Linked DNA regions of Mus musculus: regions 1, 2 and 4 are each linked to region 3. A link is a loop called in an ENCODE intact Hi-C map of the cell type or tissue named here. Cell type or tissue: heart. All regions are shown on one strand.

Region 1 (8,000 bases), 360 kb after region 3:
AACAAAGTCCAAACAAACAACATGTAATGCCTTCTTCTCCATAGGGGACACACTGTACATCCTTAGGAACGTCCAAAGCCATGGGTAATTCCAAACTGTGTAGACATCACCAGGTACGTGGGCCACAAGTCTGCCTTCAGAGTTTCCTTGTATTAAAAAAAAATCAAGAGATAGAAATTGATAAAGTGAAATAGATTTCTTTGCAGTTTGGTTCAACCAAGGAGACACAGGCTTCTAGCTTCTCTCTCTTTTCCTATGACAGTGTTATAATTTTACAGAACAAAAATGAAATAAGGAGAAAATTTGTGTTCTTGTCCTCTGTCTGTGAGGTAAGCTGTCAGGGCTCAGCTGCTTGAGATTGGTCCTCCTTTGGCCTCTCTCTCAGCACGTGAGAGCCACCAAGTTTTATGATCCATGCTACACTACTTCATATATAGCATGCTTACCCTATACACTCAGACCTCTGATTCAGTGTAACACATAGATTAGACACAGTAATTACTAATCAAACAGAACAGTTATAACAATGTACTGAAATAAAGTTCCATGGTTCTACTATATGGGAGAATCAAGACAAATATTAATTATTTTTGGACTGCAGTTGACTGTTGGTTAAAAAAAATCACAGAAAACAAAATGATGGGTGGAGGGGGCCCTTGTATTTATGTGAACATAGATGTTATTCTGCAGATTTTTTTTGAGGGGTGGACTAAGATTCTTAAACCTGATACCTTAGTTTTTCCTATATGTTTTTTCAAGTGTTTTCTTGTTTTGCTTTTTGAGACAAGGTCTTGAATAGCTTTAGCTGATCTTGCCCTTGGCATGTATCCAAGGATAATCTTAAAGTCCCAACGGCCCCTACCTATATCGTCTGAGTTCTGGGATTACAGGTGTGCACTGTGATGTCTAATGTTTATTAGACATCTTGTGATGTCTAATGTTATTCAATGTTGGGGACTGGACTCAGGATCTTGTGTATGATAAGCAAGCACTCTGAATTGCATCTCCAGCCAGTTTTTTTTTTTTAATATTTTAAATAAGGAATCAGAGACTGGTAAAGGAAAAACCAGGCAGAAGAAGATCCAGGATCTGTTTACCTTCCCTGGAACAATGTTATAGAAAAACAAACAAACAAACAAACAGTCAGGAAATATGCAGCTGTCTATTTAACTGTGAGGTAAGTGTCAGAACTCTGAAATCTTTTAAAAAGAGATTTATTTATTTATTTATTTATTTATAAGTGCATGTGACCTACTGATTCTATTTAGTATTGCTCATCTGTGCATGTGTTTGGGGCCGACCACTTGGGATTGGATGACCTATTCAGGGGCTTGTTCCTAAAGAAAACTGATTCTCCTCTCTTTCTCAGCAGCTATTCATTTCCTGTAGCTCTGCCTCTAGTGGCAGGGACTTGTGGAATTTCCCCATCTATGGTGGCATGTCTACTGGTGTTGTCATTATGCAGGGGTTTTTCAACCAACAACATTATTGAGATTTCATAGATCCAATTTCCCTTCCATGTCTAGAAATCATGATCCTGAAGTCCATGTCCTGATCTGGTGGCTTGTACAGTCTTTCTTCTTCCTTGTTTACTTCTTGTTTTTGTTTGTTTGTTTTTTGTTTTTCTGCAATACTGTTCCAGGAAAGGTAAATAAAAATTAGGATTTTCTCCTCCATGGTTTTTCTTTTACAGTTTCTGATTGCTTATTCAAAATATAGGGAAATTGACTGGAGATGCAGCTCAGCCTATAGGGTGCTTGTCCAGCATACCCAAGATCCTGGGTCTAGTCCCCAACACTGAAGAGAGGGTAGAATCCATCTCTTGCCTTAGTCATTGTTGATGCCCTTATCTAACTTGTCTTGTAATTTTCCCCGAGCTTTATATGTGAAGTTGCATTGTAGATGTATCAACAGGGGAAAGCCCTCCCCCTTTAAAAGCAAACAAATAAACAGGCAAAAAGCTGGATAATGGCAGTTCACCCTTGGATGTCTTCTGTTGGGCAGCTCTGGCTTACCATCTTTACTCTGTTCTCAGGACCTCTGCCTCCTTATCAGGATTTAATGAACTGTTCTACTTTTGAACTCACTTGTCCACTGTTTCTGTCTGACTGGGTTTCATTGGTAGGATCTGTGGGATAAGAACTCGATGTTGGTCTCTGATTTTGAGAGCTCCAACATTTGTTGATTTTTCTGGCACCTTTGCATCAATACCAAGTCCTCCTGAGTTTATTGGCTAGACAGTTATAGCCCTCAAAGAGAATATCCCAGTCACACTACAGGGGAGGGGTTCCTGAGGAGCTGAGAGATACATTTTTTTTTTTCATCAGTGGTGGAGCTGCCTAACATTGCTCATACTTTAAAAAGAAATCTCAATGGTCTGGATAATTATACTCATTGGTTCTCTAAGGGGTAGAATCCATTCCTTGCTTTAGTCATTGTTGGTGCCCTATTTCACTTGCCCTTGGAAAAGTTCACAAGACACATGGTGTTTGTGTGTGTGTGTGTGTGTGTGCATGTGTGAGTGCATTTAAAAAGTATAGTGATAGCAGGGTTTGGTGGCACACACCTTTAATCCCAGCACTTGGGAGGCACTTGGGAGGCAGAGGGATTTCTTAGTTCGAGGCCAGCCTGGTCTACAAAGTGAGTTCCAGGACAGCTATACAGAGAAACCCTGTCTCGAAAAACAAAACAAAACAAAACAAAAAAAGTGTAGTGATGGAAAATATGAAAAAAAATCTTGGTTTAACTTATAGCTATAGTCATAGTCGTGGAAATAAACATTTACTTAACTTAAAAATCATTATAGCTGGGCAGTGGTGGCACACGCCTTTAATCCCAGCACTTGGGAGGCAGAGGTAGGTGGATTTCTGAGTTCGAGGCCAGCCTGGTCTACAGAGTGAGTTCCAGAACAGCCAGTGCTACACAGAGAAACCCTGTCTTGAAAAAAAAAATCACTATAAAATATACAATGTGAATATTCAGTTAAGGCCACCCAGTTGTTAAAACTGAGAGTAAATGTGATGGTTTGAATAAGAATGATTTCCATAGGCTCATATATTTGGAGTCACAGTTTCAAAACTTTGGAGTTTCAAAAGTCCATGCCAGGCACAGTGTCGCTGTTCATGCGTGCGTACGTGCGTGTGCGTGCGCACGCAGGTGTGTGTGTGTGTGTCTGTGTGTCTGTGTCCTGCCTATGGATCAGGATGCAGCTCTTAGGTACTGCTCCAGTGCCCACCTGGATGCTGGCATGCCTTCCCTGTCATGATGATAATGGACTAAACCTGTGAAACTGTAAGCCAGCCCAGTTAAATGATGCTTCTTTCTATAAAAGTTGCCTTGGTCATGGTGTCTCTTCACAGTAATAGTTCAGTGACTAACACAGTAATCATCTCAGGGTTTGGTTTTTGTTTTGTTTTGTTTTGTTTGTTTTTGACACTTTGTAAGATAAATGGTGATTGATGTTTAGGATGCTCTCCAGAGGCATCTTTACGATGTCTATGTGTAAGTGTATTTTTCTGTATTATGTAACTTTTTGTTAATTGAAAAGTTTGCTTTAAAGCATTTTGAGTCAACACGGTGGCATTTAACTGAAATTAGAGTATTCAGGAGGCAGGTGAATTCTTATAAATTTGAGGCCAGTCTGATCTACAAAGTAACTACGACCTACATACTCTATAACGTATAGCAGTGTACTCGCGAATGTTGGGCACACTTGAATCCAGAGTAAATGAAAAGCAGTACTTTACGCTGAGTATGACTTCACCATACTAGCAATAAGCAGTGTACTTGCGCTGTTTCCGGAAGCCCCAAGCACTCTCGGAAGCAGTGGAGCACGCCCAGTTCCTCCGTGCACGCTTTCCCCTGGCGTCTTAAGATCGCCCCGCCCAGCGGAAGCCAAATCACCAATCATCGTCCGCGCATTGCCTGTCGTCATTAATGTGTGCCCACTCTCCCCAGCTTGGGGGCGGGTTCCCGGACTTGCGCGTGCGCCCCTGCGCCTTCTCCACACGCTGGTTTCGCGTCTTCCGTGCTGTGCCTTGAGGAGCGAGGAGGCTCCCGTGTAGCGGCGTCGTGGGTCCTGGCAGCCCCCGCCATGGGCAAAACGGTTGCTTCTCTGGGTCAGGGAACCCGACCCGACCCGGTGCGGAGCTTTAATCGCTGGAAGAAAAAACACAGCCACAGGCAGCACCAAAAGAAGGAGCGGAGGAAGCAGCTAAAGAAGCCGGAATGGCAGGTCGAGCGCGAGGGGATCAGCCGCCTCATGCAAAACTACGAGAAGGTGAGGTGGGCTCGGGGCACGTTCGGCGGGGCTCTGGGGAGCGAGGGTGGGTGCAGCCCGGAGGTGTTGCCGCTGTGGTGGACTTAGGGTCAGGGTGGTGTGGGAAAGGGGCGGACCCGGCCAACGGGGCCTCACTAGTGGTCTGTTGGGTGTCGCTACCCAGGTCTGACTCTTCTACTTTCCGCAGTGCTGGGAAAAGTGATAGAAATGCGGTGACACTCCGGGTAGGGACATGTGGTGCAGCAGTGGTGACAGAACAGAGAGGCAATAGTGACCGCTGTGGAAAGAACCTAGCGGATGGAGTGAGAGCCTTCAGTAGAGTGCTAGCCCAACACGCAGGAAGTCCTGGGTTCAATCCCCAGCTCCACATAAACCGGGCACATATTGAGCACTAAGGAGGTGGAGGCAGGGGGATCAGAGGTGCAAAGTCATCCAAGGCTTTATAGCAAGTTCGAGGTCAGTCAGTGATACGTGAAACTTGGTCTCAAAAATGAAATAAATAAGCTAAAATCTGGAGTGATGTAAGAAAACGCTGTTGTTCGTGGGAAATGTTTAAAATAATAGAAATATCTTTAAGTACTCTCCATGTTTTATATTCTTTGCCCCTATCTTGAGGTGTGGATGGATCCTAGTAGTCCATTTAACGGATAAGAACTGTAGAGTTTGGAGAGGATAAGAAACTGGCCCTAATTTCCCACATCTAGTAGTGTGGAATTGGAACCTAGACCTGTGTCTGTTTCCACAGCTCTCGATCTTTAAGTTGGGAATTGGCTCTGTCCCTTAGCATCATCTTTTGTTCTTTGTCTCATTGTCTTCATGGTTTTCACCAAGAATCAGTGGAAAGACAATGGAATGTGTTTGCCTCTTCCTGACATCAGCATCTTGTAGCCAGTGTTCCTAGATGAGTAGTCTCATAGTTAACACTTAGACAAGCTGGCGTGTTTTCCTGCCCTAGGTGTCTGCCCCTTAGGAATGTTACTTCTATCCATCCTCTTAAAACCCATATTTTCCAGCATTCATCTACCTTTCTCACCTTTCCAGTGAATGCCACCTTTCTAGTTTGGGATTTAATAGGTAGAATCATCCTGGAATTAAAAGTCATTACTTGCTATCTTGTAGCTTAAACAGCAACAGCAACAGCGACAACTAGATAAACTGTTCAGAGTTGGCAACATTTAAGAATTAGTTGGGGTTTTGACTTCAGATAATTTGATTCGGATTTGGCTCACCAGCTATATGACTTTGGTTACTTTTCTTACACTATTCACACCCTCCCCCCTTATTTTAAAAGGCTTAGTAGTAGTACCTGCCTCATAAGTTGTGAGGAATTAAGATAAAGTGTGGAAAACATTATTCACAATGCCTGTCATATAGAAAAAAGACAAATTAAAAAAGAGGCTATTATTAACAAATTGCTTTTGGATTTTGTTTTGAACTGTGACTAGAATTGCTTGGAGAATGTAGCCTTAGCCTGTGCTTGGTTTACTTCCGTGGAGCTGTGACTCCTTGTTTTGTTCTACCCAGAACTTTTCTGAGTTCATATCCTTATTTCTGCCTATGCTGAATGTCTTAGTTAGGGTTTTACTGCTGTGAATGAACACCATGACCAAGGCAACTCTTATAAGGACAACATTTAATTGGGCCTGGCTTACAGGTTCAGAGGTTCAGTCCATTATCATCAAAATGGGAACATGCAGCATCCAGGCAGGCATGGTGCAGGCAAGCTGAGAGTTCTACATCTTCATCTGTAGGCTGCTGGCTGAATACTGGCTTCCAGGCAGCTAGAATGAGGGTCTGAAAGCCCATACTCACAGTGACACACCTACTCCAATAGGGCCACTCCTTTTAATAGTGCTACTCCCTGTGCCAAGCTTATACAAAGCATCACATTCTACTCCCTGGCCTCCATCGGCTTGTTAAAACGTATGAGTCTATGAGTACTTGGTCGTAGCATAATAAAGAAGTACATTTGGTCCCATTTCCAAAGTCCCCATAGTTTATAGCAGTGTCAACAATTTAGTCCAAGTTCAAGGTCTATTCTGAGATTCATCCAATCACTTAACTCTAATCCCCAAAGAAAGACAGGAAACCAGCTGGGCAAACTCCAAACTCTGCATCTCATGTCTGATGTTAAAGTGGTCTTTAGATCTCAACTCATTTTCATTTATATTGATTGCAGTAAAGTTCTTTCTCCTGGGCTGGTTCCACTCTCTGTTAGCAACTTTCCTCTGCAGATATCCCACGGCTCTGGCATTTTTAACATCTTTGGGTCTCCAAGGCAACTTCAACATCACAGCTTCTTGTTTCAGTGTCTGGGATCTATACATGATGTTCTGGACTCCTCCAAAGGGCTTGGGTTACATCTCCAGCTCATAGCATTCTAGGCTCTGGTTGACTCCATTCCATTGCTGCTTCTGTTCATGGTGACCATCCCATGGTACTGGCATCTCCAATACACAGGGGTCTTCTGCTGCAACTAGACTTCACCAATAGCCTTTCATAGGCTTTTTCCATGGTGCCAAGTCTCAACTTTGCATGACCCCTTCAGTCCTCAGCTGTCAATTTCAGCTGAGGCTGCACCTTCACCAGTCGCTTTCCATGGCCTCTCACAGTGCCAACCTTCAGTTGCTCTCCATGATCCTTTTATACTTTCAAAATTGATACCCCTGGGTGATTCTTACACATTACCAAGTACAGCTGTAGCATGAGGGACAACTTTGACTATCTCTGAGAACATAGCTTCTTTGTGTTCTCAGAAAACATTTCCCAGATTTCACTTCAGTGATGCTGGTCTCTTCTTAATCACTGTTAATTTCTTAGGTCCAGCTAACTAACATTAGTTATCCCATTAGTCTCCTTCTCATCTTGACTATAAAGCCAGAGCCAAATGAGTGAAGCTGCTGAATTCTGTTTCCTGGGGCTTCAACATGGCTCCCTTGTTCTATTATAGTATCACCAACTTTCTGTTTTCAATGAATTTATTCTCTGCCTAATCTTGGTTATGCTAGAATTTGCTCTGTAGACTGACTTTGAATTCAGAGATCTGCATGCCTATTTCTTAAGTGCTGGGTTAAAGATGTCCACTACTTACGCATTTAAGTTTTTCTCTACTTGGAACTTGTTCTGTACCAGGATGGTCTTGAACTCAGAGATCTGCTTGCCTTTGCCTTCTGGGATTAAAGGTTTGTATTACCATGCCTAGACCTGAATTTAGCAGGGTGCAATCTTGTCCCAAGGTTACCATTCCCTTAATTCATTTTAATATCCCTGAATACAAGATTCAGTTCCATTTCACTTCCTGGTGCCCCTTTAATACTCAAATGATATATTTTATATTTTTGTTTTCTAAGCTTGGTATGCTTGTTCAAAATGCTCTTAATGAGATCTAACCAGAGAACAAAGTCTCTGCTGGGCTTTTTTGAGTCTTCCTTTGTCAATGCAATTACTATAAATCTTCTTTACCTTAACCTCATGTAGGCTTTTCAGATAAGGGCAAAAATCAGCCACATTCTTCACCAAAATACCACAAAAACAGTCTCTAGGACACATACTGAAAATCTTCTTCACTGAAATCTCTTGGGCCAGGTCAGGTCTGTACAGTTCAAATCACTCTCAGCAACAAAGTCTTCATATTCCTACAGGATAGCCCATTAAGCCTGAATTAAATCATTCCACTGCTGTCCAGATCCAAAGTTCCCAAATCCACATTCTTCCAAATAAA
Region 2 (8,000 bases), 57 kb before region 3:
AACTGATGCCTGCTGAAAGCTGAGGCTACCTGGTTTATAGATGGGAGCAATTTTCTCCATGAAGGTCAGAGACAAGCAGGTACTGCTGTGGTGGATGGCACAAAAGTCATCTGGGCAGAACCTCTACCTCCACCCATTCCCCTGCACCTCTATCCCATGGCACATGGACACAGAAAGTGGAGCTAATTGCCCTCACCAAGGCCTTGGAACTTGGAGCCAGCAAGAAAATTAACATCCATGTGGATAGCAGATATGCCTTTGCTACAGCCCACGTCCACAGAACTCTCCCTGTAGACCAGGTTCTCCTCGAACCTTGCCTCTGTCTCCCAAGTGCTGGGATTAAAAGTGTGTGCTACCACTGCCCAGTCCTTAATAAGGATCTTAATGTTACACTGAGAAATGATATGCATTCCTTGGTGCACAGTGGCATGACTGTTGGGAATGTAAACAACTAATTTTAGGATTGAGCTTCTAGTCTGTTCCACAAAGAAAATTTACACACAGTGCTGTAACAAAGGACAAAATGCCAGTGGCTGGGAAGGTCTTAGGCCTCAGTGGAGAAGCAACTGCTACTGCACTGTTAAATGAGTATGATGTGCCTAGTAAATTGCCTTTTTTTTTTTTGGTTTGTTTTCAAGACAGGGTTTCTCTCTATAGCCCTGGCTGTCCTGGAACTCACTTTGTAGACCAGGCTGGCCTCCAACTCAGAAATCCGCCTGCCTCCGCCTCCCAAGTGCTGGGATTAAAGGCGTGCGCCACCACGCCCAGCTGTAAATTGCCTTTTAAACATTTGTGATTATACACATAATTACTGCAGCTGTCAGCCTAGTTTGTCGTGGAGGGATTTCCTTTCCTGCAGTGTACTGCAGAGACTCGTTAACCACTTAGCTAACCTCCTGAGAATTAACTGTGGCTGTGGCAGAGTGGCCCGGTGTTCAGCTTCCCATGGAAAAAAATAACTGGGTACCTACAATTACCACCCGTGCCTCCCAATAAGCTCAGAAAGCATCATAGAAGTAAGGATGGAAAGAATATAAGCCAAAGGGAGGGGTGGCAGGTTGTGTGGCTACTCCTTGATTGAAACATTTCTTCCTAAAAGGAGGATGGAGGCTAATGAGACTCAAGATGCCGAGGTTAAAGTTCAAAGCTTAGAAACTGTATTGGCTGGTGTTCTCCGTTTGTAAAGAAAGTCTGCCCCCAGCTGGCTCTGATTGGTAATAAAGACTTGCCTTACAATGGCTGGGCCAATGGAGAGAGGGCAGGACCTGGAGAATTGCAAGGGCTAGATAACCAGACTAGAGGAAGAGAGGAAGGACTGGATATAAGAACAGCAAGAGAGCAAGGCCAAACAGCTTTGCCTTGTTCGTACAAGAAGTTGGGTAAGTGGCCACTGGCTACCCGGGAAGCATGGGAAGGTTTAGGAGTCTCAGGAGTACCAGACGGGAGTGTTTACTAGCAGGGGAAAGTTTAGGAGTGCCCAATCTTTGAGCTAGTCATGGCATGTCAAAATTAACATACTTACATGTGTGTTGTGTGTATGTGTATCTCTCTGTGTATATGTATGTGAGTACAGAGTCCCTCGGAGGCCGGAAGCATTAGATCCCCCACAGAACTGGATCTTTCCAGACAGCCGGTATATTTTTTTACCCGAGTCATCTCTCTGGACTATTCTCCCTTCTATTTTTGCATCCTTGGCTTTTTTTTTCTTCTTCACTGTTCTTTTCACAATGTTTAATTAATACTTAAGGTTTCTGCCATGAGTGATAAATTCCAGCATTCAGTAATTAATCTATTAAAATGTATGGAATCAGCTGAGGTGGTGGCAAACTCTAATCCCAGCACTCAGGAGACAGAGGCAGGCAGATCTCCGAGTTCAAGGCCATCCTGTTTAAAGAGCGAGTTCCAGGAGAGTCAGAGCTACACAGAGAAATCTTTCTGTTGTGAAAAACAACAGAACAAAACCAAAAATGAATAGAATCATGTCTTGTTTGTTTGTTTGTTTTGTGTTTTTTGAGGCAGGGTTTCTCTGTGTAGCCCTGGCTGGCCTTGAACTCAGAAATCCACCTGCCTCTGCCTCCCAAGTGCTGGGATTAAAGGCGAGCGGCACCACACCCGGTTTTGTCATTTTTATTTTTTTAATGGACTATGATACCCTTTTTATTTTATTTTATTTTTAATGTATGTGAGTATACTGGGCCATCTCTCTAGCCTTTACATTTAATTTTTGCCATAGCACTATGCTATAGATGTTTTAATACTAATTTCACAAACAAGATAACTAAGGCCCATTGTGAAGTAGCAGATTTTTTTTTTAAGATTTATTTATTTTATGCATATGGGTACGCTGTAGCCGTCTTCAGACACACCAGAAGAGGGCATTGGATCCCATTACAGATGGTTGTGAGCCACCATGTGGTTGCTGGGAATTGAACTGAGGACCTATGGAAGAGCAGTCAGTGCTCTTAACCACTGAGCTATCTCTTCAGTCCTAAAGTAGCAAATCTTAACTCACTTTAAGTGCTATATTGTTTAGATAGGGGTCTCACTTTATAGCTCTAATTGGCCTGGAACTTAAGAGTGTGCTAGGATTAAAGGCATGCTCCACCACACCCAGCACGAAGCAGATATAAAGAACTCTTGGCCTTTTCCGAGGGAGGCGTATACCTATAATCCCACCAGTCACTCTGGAGGCAGAGGCAGGCAGAACTCTAGAGTTCTAGGTCAACTTGGTCTACATACAGAATTCCTGGCCATCCAAGAATACATAGAAAGTCTTCTTTAAACATAGCTACCTGGAATGCTTGGGGCAAAAGGAGTTTTCAGGCATAATATATGAAATAAAATCCTTCAGAGTGGAGCCTGAAAGTCTGCTTTTCTAAGTAGCACCCCAGGTTATATTAATATAAAGAATGCACTAGCAACGTTTGAGAAACTTTTGTTTTCTTGGGTTTTTTGACCTAGCTGTTCTGAAACTTGCTCTGTAGACCAGGCTGTCCCCAATCTTACGGAGATCCTCTTGCCTCTGCTTTGAGTACTGAGACTAAAATTGTTGGACAGTGAGAGATGAGTTTCAAAGAAACAAATTTGATACCAGGTGGTGGTTTCCCACACCTTTAATCCCAACACTTGGGAGGCAGAGGCACCTACCTCCACTCTCCGAGTTCAAGACCAGCCTGGTCTACAGATGGCGTTTCAGTACAGCCAGGGCTACATAGAGAAACTGTCAAAAACCAATCCAACCAACCAACCAAGCAACTAAAACCCCCAAAGGGTAGTATTAGGAACTTGCATAATGCATTAAATAACAGCTAACCTGAGAGATCCCTGTATAAATTACATTCTCTTCCCTTGATCAGAGATTCGTGATCAGAAGCGATGCAATTTGGAGAAAATACTATAGGGTGCTCTAGGATATGTCTTAAGGAACCCAAGATTAACAATCACTTCTTGAACAAGCAGGGTTTTTTTTTTTGTTTATAGGAATAACAGTACGTTTGTGCATCATTTATTAATTGACTGGGCGCCTTCTCTCAGTCAGCATTTCCTGAGGACAGCAGTAAGAAGCCTTCCAGGCTAATCTAATCCTGAGCTCTGAATAGCCATTCCGATCTGGGGCGAGCGCGTGAGGGCTGCGCCGGCTCCAGCCAGCAGAGGGCGCGCTCGCACCCTCCGCGCGGGCCTCGGGACCCAGTGGCTTGCTGTCGCCTGGGTTGCTCCCGAGCACGCCCCCGCCCGCCGCGTCACGTGACGCCGCCACGGACCCTGAGGTGCGGGCCCTAAGCCGAGATAAAGTCGTTGCCGGCGGCCCAAGCGGGTGCAAGCCCAGCGGCAGAAGCGAAGGCGAGCTGGGGAGGCCCGAGGAAGTGGCTACTACCTCTTCCCGGTCTGGTCGGCTCCCGGTCCCTTCCCACCATTCGCCGCTCGCGTCTCCTCAAGCGTTTGCATGCGCTCTCTCGCGTGGGCAGGCCGGGGTGACCATGTAGCTGGAAAGCCCGAGGAAGCACGGCTGCCCGGGACGAGCTCGGCGCTGACGGCACGCCGCTCCGGCGTCCCCCGCATCCCCCGCCGCGGCCTGCGGGGTCCTGCTGGGAACCCCGGCCTCTCGAGGAGGCCTGGCCCCGAGCGCCGCCAAGTCTCGCCCCGTCTCGCGAGAGTCCAAGTTGAGAACATGGCGACGTCTAATCTGTTAAAGGTAAGTCCCCCCGGCTGCAGCCGGGCTTTTGCCCGGCCATCGATGCGCTCGGCTCCCGGGGAAGGACCGGGCTCCGTGGGAGCGGCAAGATGTGTATGAGGAGAGCGGTTCGGGGTTGTCCACCGGAATGAGCCGGGGTGGCTGTTGCCCGAGCACCCCGACGCCGGGCCCTGGCCTCGGGGGTCCAGAGGACCTGGTGGGTTCCTCCCGCCGGCTCACCGACTCGCAGCGATGCTTTCAAGGGACCAACCCCGGCTGGGAGCGAGAGCAGTGTCGCTGGGCCGCACCAACCCATCATTGTGACTCTTGGGGCCCGTCCCTTCTGAATGGAGTGTCAAAGACATAATAGGGGAAAAAAATCCCAGCAAAATGCTGCCTAGCAGGTTTCAATGGCTGGTCCCCCCATGCTCCCCCAACCCCATTCCTTAATTTCTGTTCGCACTCTGCAGGAACTGTGAGTTAGACAGCAGTGCCTGCCTGCCACTTCACCTCTTTCCTCCCTTCTCTGAATGTCACACCTTCCCACCAGTTCTCTCACGCCTGGCCGTCTATTTCCACCTTTTCTCTGTCCCTTGAGGAACTGTCTCCCAATCCTGACCTCCCTTATAGGACATCGATGGCACCCGATCAAGTGCTGCTGTCCATCCTTTTAGGGTGTAGAAAAGTTTTCATTTAAAGAAAGCATTGAAAAGTTGTAAATGCCAGGAGAGTCCCAGGGCGAGCAGGTTATGTAGAATCATCTCTAAAAAAATGAGGATTGAGGAAGACAATTGAGGCGAGTTTGTGTTTTTTAGTAAGAATTCTGACCTGAACTTACTAACTGAAATATGGGACTAGTGATTACCTGAGGGGACATAAACACTATGTTCGCAGGCTGTGTGAATTAATAATAATAATAATAGATAATAATAGATAATGCTCCCTCCCCCCTAAAAAAGGGTCTCATTGGACCCGTCTTGCCAGAACTTGCTGTGTAACCTAGCTGGCCTTGAAGTCACAGAAATCCATTGTCTACACTGAGGCTGAGGGGAATGAAAAGGCCTACCTGACCCAGCTAGGAGTAAAGATAACTAGGATGATTTTTAAAGCTCTGCATTCCAATATGGTAGCACATACCTTTAGTCCCAACGCTCTTTTTTTTTTTTTTTTAAGATTTATTTAAGTATATGAGTACACTGTAGCTGTACAGATGGTTGTGAGCCACCATGTGGTTGCTGGGATTTGATCTCAGGACCTAGGAAGAGCAGTTAGTGCTCTTAACCACTGAGCCATCTCACCAGCCCTAGTCCCAACATTTTTGAAGCTGAGGCAGGCTGATCTCTGAATCCAGGCCAGTCAGGGCTGTCATTAGAGCCTGACTCAAAGCAAGAGAGAAAAAGAAGTACTGTAACTTCATGACAATATACTGGAAAGACCAGTAACCAACTGAGTGAAGTCAGATGCCAGAAATAGGAATTTTCAAAAAGATCTTTGTAGCTTTACCTGATCTTGGTACTCACTGTGTAGACCAGGCTGCTCTTGAACTTAAGAGAGGATTCTGGGTGTTCCCCACAAGGCCTGGCTGATAGTCTGATTTTCTATAGCTAGTACTGTTGTAATATGAAGGACATAATAAACAGACATTTGATTCTGTTATCTCTACATTGTCAAACATTTACCTATTTTAGTTGTTGGAACTTTTGGGGAGAGGGATTCCAAATACTCATATTTTGAAAAGTACTAATCATAAAATGGGGAGACTGAAGTTTGTCTTTGGAATATGTGAGGACCAGCCAGGGTCTGTCTATGATTTAATATATGGGATTATTAAATTCAGGGCTGTTACTACCTTGAGTAGCTATAGAGCTTACTGGGGAGTGGCCAAATTAGCATATTTTTTGTTGGACTAGTATATTGGCTTATTTGAGAAATGCCTTGGACTTATGCAAGTAGATTTTACCAAAGAGAGAATTAGCATGTCCATCGGTCAGACAAGAGTAGTGTGAGTCAGTCCCAGATCTACCAGCTGTACCTGACACATGCTGAATAATGAGCCCGAGCCCCTTCAGGGGGAAAATCTCAGCTTGCTTGTGACTTCCAGAAAGGTGGTTTTTTTGTTTTGTCTCATTTGTTTGGGGTTAGGTTGTTTTGTTTTTATAGTTGACAGAATTCAGAGAAATAACTACTAGTACATTTGAGAAAATAAGATTAGAAACTTTATGAAATTTCTAAGAATCTGATGCAATAAGATCTGCTTTTATATTGGCATTTTATTTTATTTGGGATCATGTTTTCTGGTTAGATCAAGTGAACTGTCAATTGGATTTTGGCAATTTTTTGAGTATGTAGTGCATATTTGACAATACAGTTTGCAACTGGTTGAATCTTCTGACTCCGTTTCATGTGGGACCTATCCCTGTTTTCCTTACACAGTCTAGCTGTAGAACATTTCATCACAGCCCCGTTTCATCTCCTACTTTGGATTACTTGATACTTAATTCTGCCTGTTCTTTTTCTTTTGTAGTTGTCATCTGAGCCCAGAGTGCTCATTCTCTTCAGTTTCAGTTGGTTCTTCTACTCCAAACAGCAATTGTTCAAATGTTTTCACTCCTCTTAGTTCCTAACACTAACCAGCAGTGTTCATTTATTTCCCTTGGCCACTACCATGGGTCTTTCTGATTTCCCCATATTACCACAGCTCTTTTTCAGGTTGCCCTCCACCTGTTTTGTTGAGCCTGCAGTGTCCTTCTGGACTTGGTGGCATGTCTCCCTCCTGCTGCTCTTTTCTTTTCCCCTATGTAACTATAAGAAGGCTTGTATCTCTTGTGTCTCTTGTATAAGCCTGTAAGACTTTGCCCGTGGGCCCTTTGTAGCCCTCTTTTCCCTTAATTGGCCCATTCAGTTACCTTGAAGCTGTCGGATGTAAGAGCCTGAACAGTAGGGATATCCTGATTGCCAAACCAGATTCTTGTTGATAAGCTTCATCCTCTTGTCTGGTATTACTTCTCATTCTCTGCTGTTTCTCTCTTTTTTGTGTGATTTTTTTTTCTCCTTATTTTTACTGTCTTCCACAATCACTTGTTTTTCACTAACATACAAATTATTTCTCTGGATTCAATCTTGAGCTCTTTCTGTCTTTGTATTTTGTTGTTGTTCTGGTGCAGTTACAACACCTCTTTCATAATTTTATCTCTTAGTGCTAATCTGATCTCTAGGCCAAATTAGGTTTCTGACCCTATCACTTTCTTGCTTAGCTATGGTCCATCCTGCCAATCATTTGAAACCATCTCAGTTGGATCTTTCAACAAGAAACTGAAAAAGAACTGAAATGGGATGCCCAGCTTTCTCTCAGTGAAAACTTTCATCATTTGGACAGAATATAAAAGTACAAACAAGCAAGTCTAAATGTCTAGTATTTATTCATTCTTATAGTATTTTATTAGATACCAACGTGCAATGGTACCCTAAGGAATTGAAAGACAGACATAATAATGCCCATGGTCTATGGAAATCTGTCATTCAAGAAGATTGAACTGATGGTTTTCTCTTAATGCAGGAGAAGTTTCAGAAATGTTACTGTGCCTTACATATTGAAATATTTTTGATGGGATGATTAAAGAAAACTAGGAAGAGAGCATTGGAGGAAATTTTGAAGAATGGATACTGTGTGTTTGCATATGTATATGTTTGAATGTGGAAGGCAGAGTCAACCCGGGAGCTGTCCACCTTGTTTTTTGACCGGCTCTCTCTCTCACTTGCTTAGAATTTTCCAGTTACCCTAGATTGGCTGGGAGGGAGTCCTGGGGATACACATGCCACTCTTTCACTA
Region 3 (8,000 bases):
TGGGAATCATGAGCTCAGAGTCCTCCTTAGCTATATAAAGAGTTGGAAACCAGCTTATACTACAAGATGATGAAAACAAAGCTAAAGGGCTGGCAGGGTGGCTCAGTGGGTAAAGGCATTTGATGTGAAGCTTGGTGACCGGTCTTCAGTCCTCACGGCCTGTGTAAAAGTGGGGAAGAGAATCCACCCTACACAGTTATCATCTGACTCCACAAATGCTCTGCAGCACGTGTGTTACAAAGGCTAACCATAATATAAACTTAGTTGGTTTTGGAAAATGGAATTTATGGGTAGAAGACCTGTCTATTTGTACATAAAGTCACTACTAAAGACTATAAAGGTAACACCTCTCGCCAAACAACAGAATCCTGGTAAGATCTAGTGTGCTAGACTAAGATGTTAATCTATTTGTTTTTGTGAGAAATAGATTTCTACATAGTCCTGGCTGTTCTAGAGCCCACTATGTGCACTCTGCCTCCTGAGGGCTGGGATAAAATTTGTGTGCTGCAACACCTGGCTTAAGGTTTGATTTTTGTTTTTGTTTTTTCACAAAATTTTGAGGGGCTTGTGACCGAACAGTTAAGAACATTTGCTGCCTTTTCATAGGTTTGAGTCTCAGCATCCACCTGGTGGCTCACAACTTTATGTAACTCCAGTTTCAAGGGTCCCTTTTCTTCCTCTGTGCCCACCAGGCATACATTTGGAGGATAGATATGCATGCAGGCAAAAACACTCATACATAACTTTTTTTTTTTTAAATCACAGGGCTCTCAAATAATGGTGAGCTTCAAGGTCTTAGAAAAATAGCAATATCAGAACCACAAAAATCAGGGCAGAAATTAAATGGAGAAGCTTGACACGCTTAGACTCCCAGTATGGCGGAGCCTGAGGCAGTAATAATATCACTGCAAGGTCAAAGCTAGCCTGGACTACAGTGAGTTCCAGGCCAATTAGGGCCTTGAGACAAAACCTTGTCTCAGAAAAAAGCCAACCCCCCCCCCCCAAATCTAATGGCTGTAAACAAAGAACCAATGCAATAGCTTTTTGGGGGAAAAAAAAAAAAAAAAAACAAGAATGACAACCTCCAGCTGAATTAGCCAAAATACAAAAATACAAATTAATAAAATTAGAGCAGAAAAAAATTACAATGAACATTAGCGTCTCGACCACTTTGAATCCTTATATTCCATCAAATTTGAAAATCTAGAAAAAATAAATTTATAGGCAATTATAGCCTGCTAAAACTAAAAAGAACACACATAACAATGAGATTGAAGTAGTAAGTAAGATGATTTTTGTGTCTGATAGCTGTGGCTGTCCTGGAACTCTGATCAACCTGCCTTTGCCCCCCAAATGCTGTGATTAAAGGTGTTCACCACCATGCCCAGCACAGATGGCTCAGTGGGTGAAGGACCTTGCTACCAATCCTGTCACCTGAGTTTGATCCCAGGGCCCTATGTTATGAAGAGAGAGCGTCTACTCCAGCGAGTGTTCTGACCTCCACATTCACGCTGTGGGACATTCATCCCTCCTTTGCCAATTACATTCCAAAACAAACAGACAAGCCAAAACTACCCCAACAAAACAAAAACCATGTTGAAGATGTGTAGGCTTCTTATAGAAGCCCATCCCAAAGCTTTGCCAATCACCCAAGACATTTTGATATAGTGAGTATCTTAATGAGGAAGGCACACCCCCACCATGCAAGGAAACGGTAGGCTTCATAGTGAAGAGATAGCTTAGTATACTTGCCTAGATTATATGAAGACCTGGGATCAATACCCACCTCTGTTGCCAGCAATCTAAAGGTGGACATTGGAGGAGTAGAACTTCAAGGTCATCTTTGACTACCTAGTGGGATTGAGTGCATCCTAGGCTACATGAGACTCTAACTTGAAAAACAAAACAAAAGTGGGGCTTATGGTTCAGCAGTTAAAAATACTATCAGCTCTTAGAAAGGACCTGGGTTCAGCTCTCAGAACACAACAGACAGTTCCCAACTACCTACAACTTCAGTTTTAGGAGTTTTGACGCCCTCTACTGTCCTCTTCAGGCGCCTGTATGCACTTGGTGCAGATACACAAAGGTGCATATACACATACACACACTTTACCCCAAAAGGGTCTGGGAAGATGATTCAGTGTGCAAAGTGTTTGCATCACAAGAAAGCGTTTAGAGCATCATCCATGTAAAGAGCTAGGCGTGGTGGCCCTTGATTGTAGCCCCAGTTCCATGGATGGGTGGATAGGGTTGAAGGAGTAGAGATGGTGGCTTATTAGCCAGCCATTCTAGTGCAAGGAGAGATAGACCCTGTCTCACAAAACAAACAAAAACAAAACAAAACAAAAAACACCAAACAAAAAGCAGCAGAGAGTCTCAGAGGGAGTTATCTGAGGTTTACCCTTGGCCTACACAGGAGTGCACACAATTACATGAAACAAGTCGACTTGAAGTAAATTGTTCAATTTGTATGTTGTGCCTTTTGTTTTACATCAAGGAAAATTAATGTCACAAGCAGAAAGATCTGCTATCCCCAACTGAAGATTCAAAGTCAGCAAATGGCCTGGCATAGTGCTTTTAATACCAGCACTAGGGAGGCAAAGACAGAAAGATCTCTGTGAGCTCAAGACCATCCTGGTCTACATAGTGAATTCCAGGATAGCCAGAGCTACACCGTGGGACCCTATCTAAAAACTAACCAAACAAAACCTAAGCAAAACAATCCTCCAACTAGCCTTAGCAATGGGTTACACAAATGTGAGAATTATCATGTAATATCAGTTAATGCACTGTTTCTGTTTTGTTTTAATTATTTGGAGACAGGGTCTCCGTCTGTAGTTTTAGTTGTTCAGGGACTCGCTATGTGGACCAGGCTGGCGTCGAACTCATAGAGATCCACCTGCCTCTTTCCTGAGTGTGTCCCATCACACCCAGCCTGCGGGGAGTTTCTTTGAAAGTTGATGTAATCTTATTATTACTCAGTGAAGTTTAGATAGTAATATGTATTTTACTTAGCATCCTACAGAAAAACAACTTCAACATTCTTTTAACGTAAGAAATTGGTTTATTTGTATTATAAATGAATATAATGGGAATTGCTGGAAACATTTACCAACATCCTTTGTCTGGGTAATACAGTCACCTGATCAGGCACGGCAAAGTGAATGGAAAGTCTCGGACTGCACGAAAACTACAGGCATCTGGAGGCAGAAACAACTGGCATCAACAATCAACAGTTTAGCGTGCACCACCTAGGTGTCAAGCCACGTGGTCATTAGTCCTTTTTTTTTTTTTTTTTTTTTTTTTTTTTTGGTCCAGGAGAGCCTCAGCTCAGTCCTCGGGCCAAGCGCCAGGCCCCGCCCTCTGGCTACGGGCCAATCGCCGCCAAGCGCAGCGATCTTGGACTGCTATTGGAGGAGAGGGTCGGGGCGGTGCCCGCCACGACGTCGCAAGCTCTGCGGTGGGGAAGTGGAGGCCGCGGCGCGTCTCTCTGCCCTTGACAGCCTTTCGCGTCTCCATGGCTGCCCTGGTGGCTCTGCACGGCGTCGTCCGCAGGCCTCTGCTTCGCGGGCTGCTGCAGGTGAGCAGGGTCGATTCCGGGGGTGGGCCGGGATCGGGGAGCCCACCAGCCGCCCGCGAGGTCCGTCCTCGTGGGCCACAGCGCTCAGCACCAGCGCCTTGGGGATCGAGTGCCTGCGCCGTCGTGTGTCAGTCCACCTGTCAGTCTGTGCTACTGTCACGCTCCGCATCAGCTGTGCAGCAAAGCTTGGGCCTGACCAGGCGCGATCCCAGACTGCAGAGAGCTGAGTCTCTCTGTAGGCCCAGGAGTTTCTAAGACGTTTTTGTGACCTTGTGATTTCCTTTTCCTTGTTTTTTTGTTTGATTGGTTTGAGTTTTGGGGTTTGGTTTGTATTTTGTTCCACTGGTTTTTCTGTGGAACCCTTGCTGCCCTGGAACGCTCTCTCTCTCTCTCTCTCTCTCTCTCTCTCTCTCTCTCTCTCTCAAGATCAGGCTGGCTTCGAGCTCATTGGTCTTCCTCCACCTGCAGAGTGCTGGGATTAAAGGCATGAACCACCACCTGGCTAATCATTGGTTTAATTAATTGTCTTAATCAGAGCTCAGGCACTATATGGCAATCAGAAGATTGTCTTAAAACTAACAAGATGGCTACTGAGACAGTACAAGAAATAATTTTTATTTGAAGTGAGTGCCTCGCTTCTGATGGTTGTGTTCGGCGAACACTTTGTACTTTCCAAAGGTGACATTCTAGACTTTGTCGGTCAGTCTTTAAGAGTCTGGAGTTAGGTTTGCGTGGTTTTGTTTCTGAGAAAATCAGGGTTCGCCGAAACGGGTAGTTCTGGCAATAGGAGCTGAAAGAGAGCATTGCTCTGCAAGAGATTGTGAAAGAATAATTGAGGGCCCGAGGCTTGGAGCTGGAAGCTGAGGGCAAACAAACTATAAAATGAATCTTACTTGAGTTGCTGCTCGGGCAAGAGGAGCTTGAGATCAAGGATTTCAACCCACGTGGGCAATTTGGAGATACCCAGTCTCCGAAAGATAAAAAAACAATAAGTACTGGGTGACTGCAGTAATAGGAAAGCCAGAGGGATAGTCTATTTTCTCATCTGGAGATGGGCAGAACCTCACTCGTAAAATAAGTGTTCCCGGGGCTGGAGAGATGGCTCTGTGGTTAAGAGCACTGACTGTTCTTCCAAAGGTCCTGAGTTCAATTCCCAGCAACCACATGGTGCCTCACAACCATCTGTAAAAAAAGGAATCTGATGCCTTCTTCTGGTGTGTCTGAAGACAGCTACAGTGTACTCATATGCATAAAAAAAAAAAAGTGTTCCCAAGAAAGACTCGTGTGCCTTTTTCCTTCTGACCCTTCCTTCTCCTCCCCTCCCTTTTCTTGCCTCTCTCCCCGCCCCAGCCCCACTCTCCTTCCTCCCCCTCCCCACCATTACTATTACTCTCTTTCTAGTGGTTTTGCTAACTAGGTCATCTGACTTTGAACTCCTCACTCCCCTACCTCAGCCTCTGGATTATCTGGAATTGAAAGAGTAGCCATCATGCCCAGAGGAGTTCTGGATGAGTAAGTAAGTTTCGCGAGGATGGCTGGAGAGAGGTCCATGAAATTAGGTTAACTGGGATTCTGGATAATGTGCCTGGACGAATTAATTAGATAAGCCAGGTAGTCAAGGTGTGTAAACAGAAGTGTGCAGAGCCGGCTTAGTCTACACTGGAGGCTTTATAACCAAGTGCAAACTATCTTCTGCATGATAAAAGTGAGTCTGAACTGGTGTAATGGAGTCCATCTAAATGTAATTCTGCATTGAAGAAGCTGAGGCAGGAGGATTGTGATTTGAGGCTACCCTGGGCTGTATAGTGAAAGATGGTCTCAAAACAGGGCAACCAAAATAAAATTGATGTATAGAAATTGATATAGAACTTGGGTCTGGAGGAGGGATTTCTGTACAGTATCAAATGTAATTTAATGATCAATGAATCCCCTACGCTCTTAGTCCTAGATTTGGGGCCTTCTCTATCTTCTTCTTCTCTGGGTCCCAATGACCTAAATTTGTCTCTTCCCAGCATTTATTTTTATACTGTCTAGTTGCCTGTGTTCTGGGCTCTTTTTACCACTTGTAGGTTATGTAGCATATGCCATGTGCCCATCTCCCCTTTATGTTGGGTATTCCTCTACTCTAGAATGGTCTCCAGAATGCATGTTCTTTTTGCCTCTTCATCATGAGTTCTGGAATTAACAGTCGGGTGCTTGGGACTGAATCCAAGTTCTCCAGCCCAGTTCACCTTTTTGAACTCTAGAAAAGATTTTTTTTTTCTTTTTTGTGGCTTTTCCGAGACAGGGTTTCTCTGTATATCCCTGGCTGTCCTGGAACTCACTTTGTAGACCATGCTGGCCTCGAACTCAGAAATCTGCCTGCCTCTGCCTCCCGAGTGTAGAAATGAATTATTGCATGTCACTTGAATTAAATTAAACAGTAATTTATATAACCATAGAAATCTTTCAAAGAAGAATTTTTTTTTAAATTTTCTTCCTTGAACCTCAAATCATTTTTTTTTTAAAGATTTATTTATTTATTACATGTAAGTACACTGTAGCTGTCTTCAGACACTCCAGAAGAGGGCGTCAGATCTCGTTACGGATGGTTGTGAGCCACCATGTGGTTGCTGGGATTTGAACTTCGGACCTTTGGAAAAGCAGTCGGGTGCTCTTACCCACTGAGCCATCTCACCAGCCCCTCAAAGAAGAATTTTTAATAATCTGTGCCATATTGTAGAATGGGAATTGACCTTTCACCCATTGTGTGGGCTCTTTAACCTTTGCTTTCAAGTACACACAAGCCTCTCTGTGGTCAACAAATCTTTATGGGACTTTATCCTGTTATCTGTCTGTCTGTCTGTCTTTTTTTTTTCAGACTGTGTTTCTCTTTGTAGCCTTGACCTGGAATTCACACTGTAGACCAGGCTGGCCTCAAACTTTAATATTGACCTCCCTCTGAGTGCTGGAACTAAAGGCGTACACCCCCAACACCCAGCTGTCTGTGTTTTTCACACAAGTCTTGTGTAGCCCATGCTGGCTTTGGATTCCTGACCCTTTGCCTCCACATCCCATGTACTGAGATGCTCTGAATGCCTGGCATGCTGGGCAGGGTTTTACAGTTGTTTTAACATACAGGATTGACCTGTGATTCTTTTTCTTGTGTCTCCGGTTATACCTATACCTATAAAGGAGACAGACTTGACCAGTGAAGTAACTGATGTCTGCCCAATGAGAGATGCAGTGTTTGGGAGGAGCAGTGCCTCAGGTTCCTGAGGTCTGTTATATTTTTTTTTTTGGGGGGGGTGGTTCAAGACAGGGTTTCTCTGTGTAGCCCTGGCTCTCCTGGAACTCACTTTGTAGACCAGGCTAGCCTCGAACTCAGAAATCCGCCTACCTCTGCCTCCCAAGTGCTGGGATTAAAGGCGTGCGCCAATAAAGGTAGAGATTAGAGGCCCTAGAGGACTTGACAGCCCTCCCCCTTCCCTGGCTTCGTGACTTCAGATGCTGGGTCTGCAGGGCTTTAAGATGCCTGTTGGTGAAAGGAGACCAGCAGTAGCCGTGGGCACTCCTGACTTTAAGGTATTCCAGGACCTGTGTCTACCCCCCTGGACCTCCTAAAAGTAGCCATACTCACCATTGCCAGCCCCCACCCCCCACCTTCTATTCTTGCCTGCTACATTCAGCTCTTTATGCTGTGGCGAGAGCTTTCTTAGGAAAGTAGCTGGGGATTGCATGGGCAGAATCCAGATCTTCCCATGTCTGCAGCCTCAGGTCATGGGCTTGCCTACTTCTGCTTGTCACTTTTTCCCCCCAGCATACTGGCTGGTTTTGTGTCAACCTGACACAAGCTGAAGTCATCAAAGAGAAAGGAGCCTTGGGTGAGAAAATTCCTTCATGAGATATTTTCTCAATTACCAATTGATGGAGAGGGTCCAGCCCCTTATGGGTGGTGCCATCCTTGGGCTGGTGGTCCTGGGTTCTATAAGAAAGCAGGCTGGGAAGCCTGGGGGAGCAAGCCAGTAAGCAGCACCCCTCCATGGCCTGTGCATCAGCTCTTGCCTCCAGGTTCCTACCCTGTGTGAGTTTCTGTCCTGACTTCCTTGGGTGATGAACAGCAGTGCAGAAGTGTAAGCCCAGTAAACTGTTTCTTCCTCAACTTACTTTTTGGTCATGATGTTTCATTGCAGCAACAGAAACCCTAAGACACCCAGAAGTGACATCAGAGCCTCAGCAAGCATTCCCCTACTGAGCTCTACTCTCAGCCCTCCCTGCCTTGTCCTCTCTTGTTACAATAGGCTGGCCATTCCCTGTGCCTCAGACGCCTAGTTCTCCCTAAGGCTGACTCTGCTTTTCAGCCCCATGGCCAGCCCAGAGAGGCTTTTTTGACCATGTAAGATAGATAGGCTGCAGCTACTCCGGGCTTCTTGTTTGCTGC
Region 4 (8,000 bases), 74 kb after region 3:
CTCACGAATCTTTGCTCTGACTACAGACAGTCCCTTAGGAGACAAGACTTCAGTTTCATCTTCCACATAGTTGTCTCTGGGATGCTGTATAACGCCCTGTCTCCAGGATTAGCATGGCTTCCTGCTGTGCTGAGTTCCTTCATCCCATAAGCTAAGAAGCTTTGGCACCACCTGTGTAACCAAGTCCTTCATTAAATCCTATCACATTAAACATAGGACTTAGTTTCTGTTTTCTGAATGGACACCAACTCATACAGAAACTAACCTAGTTATGAAATTGAAAAAAAATCTGAACCCTTCAATCGTAAAAGTGCTCCTTTTATACATAGAACTTAACATTTTTGAAGTTCCTAAGAACTCTGAAACTTGAATCCAAAAATTCTTGTTTGAATAGAGAATACTGATTAAGAAAGTTTCAGTTTAGTAAGAAGAAAGAAAATTTAGAGGTAGACAGTAGTAACTAATACTACAGAACCATAAACTTAAAAATAGCTGTAATTATCAATTTTGTTATGTGTACCTCACCAAGAAAATCTCTTATCCACCAACAAAGTTACTTTAATAGGACAGTGGCTACTGAAAGAACTTTCTGATATCACATTTAACTTGAACCTTTAATACAAGGAACACAGGGGGAAAGGAATATACTATTTCAAAAAATGTAAGTACTTTAGTATACTGTAGCCTAGCGCAAATATTGAAAAGATGAGGCTGGGTAGAAACCAGCTCCACAGAGCACTTCCTATGACATATTAGTAAAAGCCAAACTGATGACCTAGAGGCAGCAAGCAATGTATCTTGGTCTCTACAAGAGTTTGAAAAATTCCATCGAGGCAATAAATAGCTGGCTGAGTAGAGAACACTTAGGTGAATAATTCAGTGCAGTAAGCTGAAGAGTTAGAGGAACGTGAACTAGTAAAGCTACTAAGTAACAGGCGGTTTTACTAGTAATCTCCTGGGTGACACAGGGCACTGGACAATGTGAGAGGGAGTTGAGAAAAATGTTTTGGTATTAAAGGGTAAAAAAAATAAAGAAAGAAAGAAGTGAATGTTAAGTAAAATTACTTTTCCTCTTATGCTTAAAAATCTGGCAGTGTTTGGAACAAGACAACAGAACAACCAACAACAAAGACCATATGCAATCAAGAAAGAGGGGCTAAAGATGGTAAGGGGGTACCACAGAAGGACCCTGAGCAAGCAATAAACCTGTAGATAGAAGTGTGTGTGTGTGTGTGTGTGTGTGTGTGTGTGTGTGTAAAGATAGTACTAAATCACAGAACTGAAAATAGTGGGAGGCTTTTTTTGTATTCCAAGTTCAAAAGAGGTTCAATTTTTAGATGCTTCAGCAATATTTGCAACCCGAGTATACATGAATTGCAAGTAGAGTATGAGGAAAGGCATCACAATTCCAAAACAGAATGGGAGGCATGCTGGAATTCATGGCACTGAAAGCAGAATCTGAACAACAAAGATGATTTTAAGGATGAAAAGCAACAACTTGAGTTTCTAGGCATCAAGAGAATAAGTTACCTTGTTAGTGGGGCAGAAACATAATTATTCCAATTAGAAAGGCCCTGTCATTTCCTTAAGGTTTTCTTAACAAGGCAGGACTTTCTCTTCAGGGGATATGCTGACAGTATATAAAGCCCCTCCCCACCCCCTTTCTTACATGAAGGAATGACATCCTACTTGTATCTAATGAAATCAGGGTTGCTATTAAGCATCCCATAAAATCTGAGGAAAGAAAACATGGAAAAATCCTCATAAAAATTATCCACTTTTCAATGTTCATACTACCAAACTCCAAAAGCCACTTTTGAGGCTATGATCATGGAATTTTATATGGATCACAAGACTGCTAAAAGTCGCAGTTCTTACCTAAACAATACGTATAGGTGGGGAGAAAAAAAATCATGTGAGTCTACTTTTAACCAATTTTGTATGAGCCTAATTTTAAAATTACAAGAAAGCTAAGTTTAAAAATCACAGGTATAAATTTAACTATCCAAGTCTGATGAAGATGAAAACATTCAAAACACTAGTTTTTGTATTTAAGTTTCTCAAAAAATGGACAGTAGAATCGTACAGAGCCTCTTAAATAAGTCCTGCCTAATGTGCAATTTTTATTTTTTGGACAGGGCTGGGCACAAAGCAAATGTTCGTAACGGCTGTGGAAACTATGGAATGAGTCCTCATACTTCGACCACTTTCTTTTAGAGATGTCCCAAATAACGTTTCAAAGTCACTGTCCAGTTTTGAGCCTAAGAGGCTCTTGTTCCCTACAGAACAATCCCTTTTATTCTTTCACAGGACAAACAACGAAAACAGTCTTTTCCAGAGACAGTATCTCCCGACCAACCAGTGGTCTATGAACAAACCCTTTTCGAAAATGGAGGAAAACGAGGGCTAGAACGTGTGCAACCAGAAGTCAGTCGTCGTACCTCCTAAATATTTGCTCAAGAACACGACACGCTGCCGTTCTGAAATATGCAATTGGCGTTTCAAGCCACTATGGTGGGCCAGGGGTGTGGGGCCCTCCCTGTGTCCCAAATTCCCAGTGCTAAGGTCGGGTTATGGGTAAGGGCGTCGGAAAGTCTTTCCACAAGGCTGGGCGGCCGGGGAAGCGGGGGTCCCCCCGCCTTTTCCTTTATCAGTCCCGGCTCTTGACAAGGGAAAGGGTAGGGGACACGCAGCCTCGTCCATCACGCAGGCGACACTCCTTCAGGTGTCCCAGCGGGCCTGGCTGTGCCTCGGAATCCAGGCCCCAGGTGTTCCCCGCCGAGCTTCTTTCTCCCTTCGGCTGCCCCCATCGCGCAGCAGGAGGAGAAGGGACATCCCTACACCGAGGAGCTTCGACTGTCCCAAGGCGCCGAGGGACCGAGCCTCTCCGCTAGTCTGAACTTGGACGGGAGCAGACCACTCCTCAGAGCTTCCCCACCCCGAGCAGCCCTCCCCCTCAGCCCCTGGTCTTTCCGTCCCCTCAGCCCGGGTCCGATCACCCGCCCTCCCAGGCCGCCGCTTACCCAATACCAGCCTGGCTACATCCGAGGGTAACAGCATGATCCGAGCTGCACAGGGAGCGGCCTGAAGGGACGAGACTCAACTCAAAGCAAACACGGCGACAGCCCCGGCGCCGCCGCATCTCCCGGTTCCACTGGAGGTGCTGAACCCGCGGCAATTTGTCCCGCCTCTTTCGTGCCACACTAACCAATCGCTTCCGCGGGAGACAGAAAGGCGCCGAAATGAAACCCGCCTCCGTTCTCCTCGGAACCGTCGTCATTTCCGTCTGCGGAGGGTTGTGGCCAGAGAGGACCTGGTGGCCGGCTGTGGGAGCGTCGGCCCCTGGGCGGAGTTGCGGGAGCGAGGGCAATCGCCATTGGTGCGCACTGCGCAGGCGCGTTTCCTCAGGCCGGGAGACTGTTTTGAGGGGAGCGAGTGTTTTGAGTTGGAGAGCGCGTGATGCCTACGCGCAAGCGCAGTCGTGCGGCGGCGCATGCCGACTTCTTCCTTTGGGGCACCCGTGCCTTACCAACTTGCTGCTTTATAGAGCCGGAAGCGGGAAGGCGTGCGTACAGAACCAGCTGCTAGATCCGTGCACGCGGGAAAAGGCGAAGCGACCTGGGTTTGCATTGGCAGGCAGAATGCAGCGGTAGGAGCGAGGGACGAACGCTCGGGGACTTCTGTGAGGGGAAAATTCTCTTCTGAGCCCATCTTTCCTCAGCTTCCGAATGGCTCTTACCCCTTCTCTGCAGAACGGCCGTCATCTTCTCCCTCTTTCTGCAGACCCTAGATGGAGTGAGCCTAAATCTTCCCTTCTGCACGTCCCTCTTTCCTATCTGTCATCTTAAGGGTTCTGGTCGATCTAGATTTTTTAAATCTCATACTTTAGTCTCAGAGCGTTTATTTATATTTAAGCTACAGGTTTGCACATGTTCGTAGTTAAGAGCACTGGCCCTTGGAAATCACAGTCTCGTATTCTCATTGTCAGTTGTATTGCCTGTGTTGTCTGTAGTAGGTAAGTGGCAGCCACTCTGAGCCTTTGAAAATGTTTAACCTGCGCTCCTTCCCCGGTCCCACCCCCGCCACCTGGCACAGATAAGTAGACAGCTACTTTTTCAAAGCGACAATGTGATAGGAAAAACTGTGTTAGCCGAGGAAGGACTGGTTCTGTGGAAACTGAGCCTGAAAGAATCGACTTTGCTGCTAGATCTTGCCGGGTGTAAATTCTTCTGCAAGATGGTAGCGAAGCTTTCAGACAGAAGGAAGTGCATGGAAAGGCACAAAGTGTAACGAGCTCTTGTTATTGAGTGATACAGATTTTGCAAGTTTCCAGTGTATTGAAGCCAGAGGAAGGGATGAGAGCAAGAAGAGGAGGAAAAAAACAGTCATCAAATAGATTTATAAAGCGATCGTAAGAGAAGACAGTAACAGGATGACAGTTATACTGAATATTTGCTGTGTGTGTGTGTGTGTGTGAGAGAGAGAGAGAGAGAGAGAGAAAGAGAGAGAGAGAGAGAGAGAAAGAGTGAGATAGTAAGAGAGAGAAAGAGAAAGTAGGTGTGTGGTGGGGGAGAGGGAAACAGAAACGGAAACGAACTCCTTAAAGTAGATACTGGTATCATTTTCTCATCTAGCATCCAGAAAACAGGTGCCAGTTTAACCAACATGTTGCAGGTTGGATAACTGTTAATTGAATGGACCTGGATCCGAACAATACAGCCTGACCATAGAACCCACCCTTTTGCAACCCAGGCTAGCCCCTAACTCACAATTGTGCTGCCTGAGCCTCCCCTAGGCCTGCAATACCTGACTGAGCCCCAGTGCTTTTTACCACTAGCCAAGACTAACATGCCACAGGTGGGGTTATTTCTGGGAAGGGGAGATGTAATTATTGTCAAAATGCATCAACTTGACTGAACCCTCAAAAGGAAGATTTGATTTGTCTGTTCAGGGGCTGTTGCTTAGGAAGCTTTTTTAGTTGAATGTTGGGAGCTGAACTATGTTACTTGTTTTAATGTCTCAGCATTTGTTCACTTGATAGCTCTCTTCATCTAGTTGGATAGCTTTGGTTCTGCCACCCACCACTATTTGGTTGGTTGGTTTGTTTGTTTTTGAGTCAGGGTTTCTCTGTTGCCCTGGCTGTCCTGGAACTCTTTCTGTAGACCAGGCTAGCCTTGAATTCAACAGATCTACCTGCCTCTCTCTCTTTCCTTCCCTCCCCCTCCTCCCTCCCTCCCCTACTCCCTCTCCCTCCCTCCCTTCCTCTCCCTCTCCTCTCCCTCACTGCCCCCCCCTTTCTGCCTCTTTCTGCCATTCAGTTCATTCAGATCTTGCATTTACTTAATTCATAACAATTTAATCTAAATGATAAACTGTTGTAATTTGGGGGGGGGTATGAGCTTCTTTAGCTCAGTGTGGCATTGATCTCACTGAGGGTGACCTTAAACTTCTATCCTCCTTTCTTTACCTTCCCACTGGTATTGGGATTACACTAATGTGCTGTGGCACTCTCTGTTCTCTTCTTTTGTTTTCTACTGTATTTTGATTTCCTTTGAGGCATAAGTTGCAACTTGGAACTATGGATTAATACTTGTATCATCACCATTGTCACCAGATGTCTCCAAGAGGGTAGGCTGTGTATCAGTATGGTTCAGTTATTTTCTAGCTGTCCATAGCATGCCTAACCTGATACACTGTACATGTGAAACAAATATTGTTTGCTGTTATCAATGAATGTTTTCCTTTTTTTTTTTTTTTGTTTTTTGAGACAGGGTTTCTCTGTGAAGCCCTGGCTGCCTTGGAACTCACTTTGTAGACCAAGCTGGCCTCGAACTCAGAAATCCGCCTGCCTCTGCCTCCCAAGTGCTGGGATTAAAGGCGTGTGCCACCACGCCCAGCGAATGTTTTCCTTTTATAGAGATAATACTGAACTGTTTCATTTTATTCAAAATAATAGATTACCATGCTAGGCAAAGCACACATTTGAGAATTAGAGCCTAATTTTGATATACTTTAAGAAAATGTCCTATAGAAATGTTAAGAAAAATTATTGTGCCTTTGATCACAGTGTGCCTCTGCATGTATAGTTAGGTTTAAATGTGTAGTTAATGTCTAAAATAGTTACGTACAGGTCTAAAGTACAGCTTACTGGCACATCACATGTTTAGTATGCTTAAAGCACCAAGCCAGTCCTTAGCAAAAAAAAAAAAAAAAAATCAATGAAATTTGTATATTTCTTTTTACAGGTGAGGATGCATGTTCTGAAATCTTAAACCATGAGTCTAGCACTCAATGATCTGCTCATTTGCTGCCGGCAGTTAGAGCATGACAGAGCTACAGAAAGAAGGGTAATATAGTATTTGAAGTTGTTTTTCTTGAAGCAAATGTGTGATAGGTAACATAGTATGTTATTATTATTATTATGTTTTTTTATTTTCAGAAAGAAGTGGATAAATTTAAGCGCCTGATTCAGGATCCTGAAACAGTTCAACATTTAGATAGGCATTCTGATTCCAAACAAGGAAAATATCTGAATTGGGATGCTGTTTTCAGGTATCCTCTTTGAACTTGTGTTTCTTTTTCTGTTTTGTGATGCCATTTTACTCTTTAATTTTGTTTGCTGTATATCATTATGTGTTACATAGGAAGTTGACCCTTAGTGGTTATCTGAAAGTTTTAAAAACATACATAACACTGGAAGGTTTATGTCATTTCTTTGATAGAATATTTTAGATGTATATCCTGTAACAACAAGAAAGATGCATCAGGGTGCTGGCGAGATGGCTCGGAGGGTAAGAGCACTGACTGCTCTTCCTAAGGTCCTGGCTCACAACTACCTGTAATGAGATCTGACACCCTCTTCTGGCATGTCTGAAGACAGCTACAGTGTACTTATGTATAAAATAAATAAATCTATGGGCCGGAGCTAGCAGGGATGAGCTAGTGGGGCCGACCAGAGTGAGCAGAGGTTCTAAAAATTCAATTCCCAACAACCTCATGAAGGCTCACAACCATCTGTTCAGTTATAGTGTACCCATATACATAAAGTAAATAAATAATAACTAAATTGTTTTAAGAAAACAAGAGGCATCATAGGATTCCTGTCATACTGCTTTCTTGAGGCTGAGGCAGGAGGCCAGGCCAGTCTGGCTTTCATAGTGAGTTCTTGTCCTATCTGGTCTATATAGGGAAACTCTGTCTCAAATAGAGCAAAAACAACATGAGGATTCTGTTCATTTTTACTATAAGAATCTGTTTCAAATTTGTTTTAAACATAAGTTACAGTAGCTGGGCGATGGTAGCACTCTGGAGATGAGGTGGGCAAATCTCTGAATTCTAGGCCTGCCTGAGCCATAAAAGTTCCAGGACAGCCAGGGCTAACAGATCTTGTCTCAAATCAACAAAAAAGTAAGTTATAATATAAGTTTATCATTTTATTATTGCTGATTATAAGTATCTGGCATTAGCTTGGTATAATCATTCCACCCTGGATCATGACATCATTTTGCGCCCTATAAACACATGCAATTATAAATCGTCAGTTTACAATAAAACTTTTAAAAATTAAAAAGAGAAAAATACTAGCCAGGCGGTGGTGGTGCACACCTTTAATCCCAGCACTTCGGAGGCAGAGGCAGAGGCAGAGGCAGAGGCAGAGGCAGAGGCAGAGGCAGGCGGATTTCCAGCCTGGTCTACAAAGTGAGTTCCAGGGCAGCCAGGGCTACACAGAGAAACCCTGTCTTTAAAAAAAAAAAAAAAAGTTTAAAAATTTACTTTTTTGTGGCAGACTTGATACGTGTCTATATTGAAACTAAATTTTCAACCATAAGTTCATTTATAATTAAAAACAGATATTGTAAGACTTGTTGGGGAAAGAAAAAGGGCTTTATAAAAAATATTATTTATTTATGTGCTTCTGTAGACATTGGATATCCTTAAACTAGAGTTATATAGAGGTTGTAAGCTCTCCTCCATGGATGCTGGGTAGTGAACCCTGGTCC

Evidence for each region. A loop is a pair of places that touch in the nucleus more often than their neighbours do. Peaks named below come from ENCODE experiments on the same cell type or tissue, not always from the same donor. Only the 100,000 strongest peaks of a DNase experiment are listed, where the experiment ranks them.
Region 1: it touches region 3 in a loop (5-fold over the local background); 2 of 42 quality-filtered maps call a loop at or near these places.
Region 2: it touches region 3 in a loop (3.0-fold over the local background); 7 of 42 quality-filtered maps call a loop at or near these places.
Region 4: it touches region 3 in a loop (2.2-fold over the local background); 3 of 42 quality-filtered maps call a loop at or near these places.

What each region holds. Positions count from the first base shown.
Region 1 is chr9:53,244,097-53,252,096 of GRCm38, reverse strand. Ddx10 (DEAD box helicase 10) reads left to right here and starts at 3,985. Exons shown (of 18, transcript NM_029936.2): 1 at 3,985-4,279. The coding sequence starts at 4,094. In heart, no CTCF peak of the experiment used is centred here; a DNase peak (open chromatin) is centred at 3,906; H3K4me3 peaks cover 1,903 bases; H3K27ac peaks cover 1,131 bases.
Region 2 is chr9:53,663,230-53,671,229 of GRCm38, reverse strand. It overlaps Cul5 (cullin 5), which reads left to right and starts at 3,723. Exons shown (of 19, transcript NM_027807.4): 1 at 3,723-4,192. The coding sequence starts at 4,169. Gm16124 (predicted gene 16124) reads right to left here and starts at 4,137. Exons shown (of 2, transcript NR_166653.1): 1 at 3,875-4,137. In heart, a CTCF peak has its summit at 1,224 (motif pointing left); DNase peaks (open chromatin) are centred at 3,729 and 4,139; H3K4me3 peaks cover 1,837 bases; H3K27ac peaks cover 1,402 bases.
Region 3 is chr9:53,605,793-53,613,792 of GRCm38, reverse strand. Acat1 (acetyl-Coenzyme A acetyltransferase 1) reads left to right here and starts at 3,443. Exons shown (of 12, transcript NM_144784.3): 1 at 3,443-3,580. The coding sequence starts at 3,518. In heart, no CTCF peak of the experiment used is centred here; a DNase peak (open chromatin) is centred at 3,372; H3K4me3 peaks cover 1,558 bases; H3K27ac peaks cover 712 bases.
Region 4 is chr9:53,532,212-53,540,211 of GRCm38, reverse strand. It overlaps Atm (ataxia telangiectasia mutated), which reads left to right and starts at 3,541. Exons shown (of 63, transcript NM_007499.3): 1 at 3,541-3,649; 2 at 6,246-6,347; 3 at 6,440-6,552. The coding sequence starts at 6,276. Npat (nuclear protein in the AT region) reads right to left here and starts at 3,165. Exons shown (of 18, transcript NM_001081152.1): 1 at 3,024-3,165. The coding sequence starts at 3,060. In heart, a CTCF peak has its summit at 3,317; a DNase peak (open chromatin) is centred at 3,341; H3K4me3 peaks cover 3,350 bases; H3K27ac peaks cover 2,567 bases.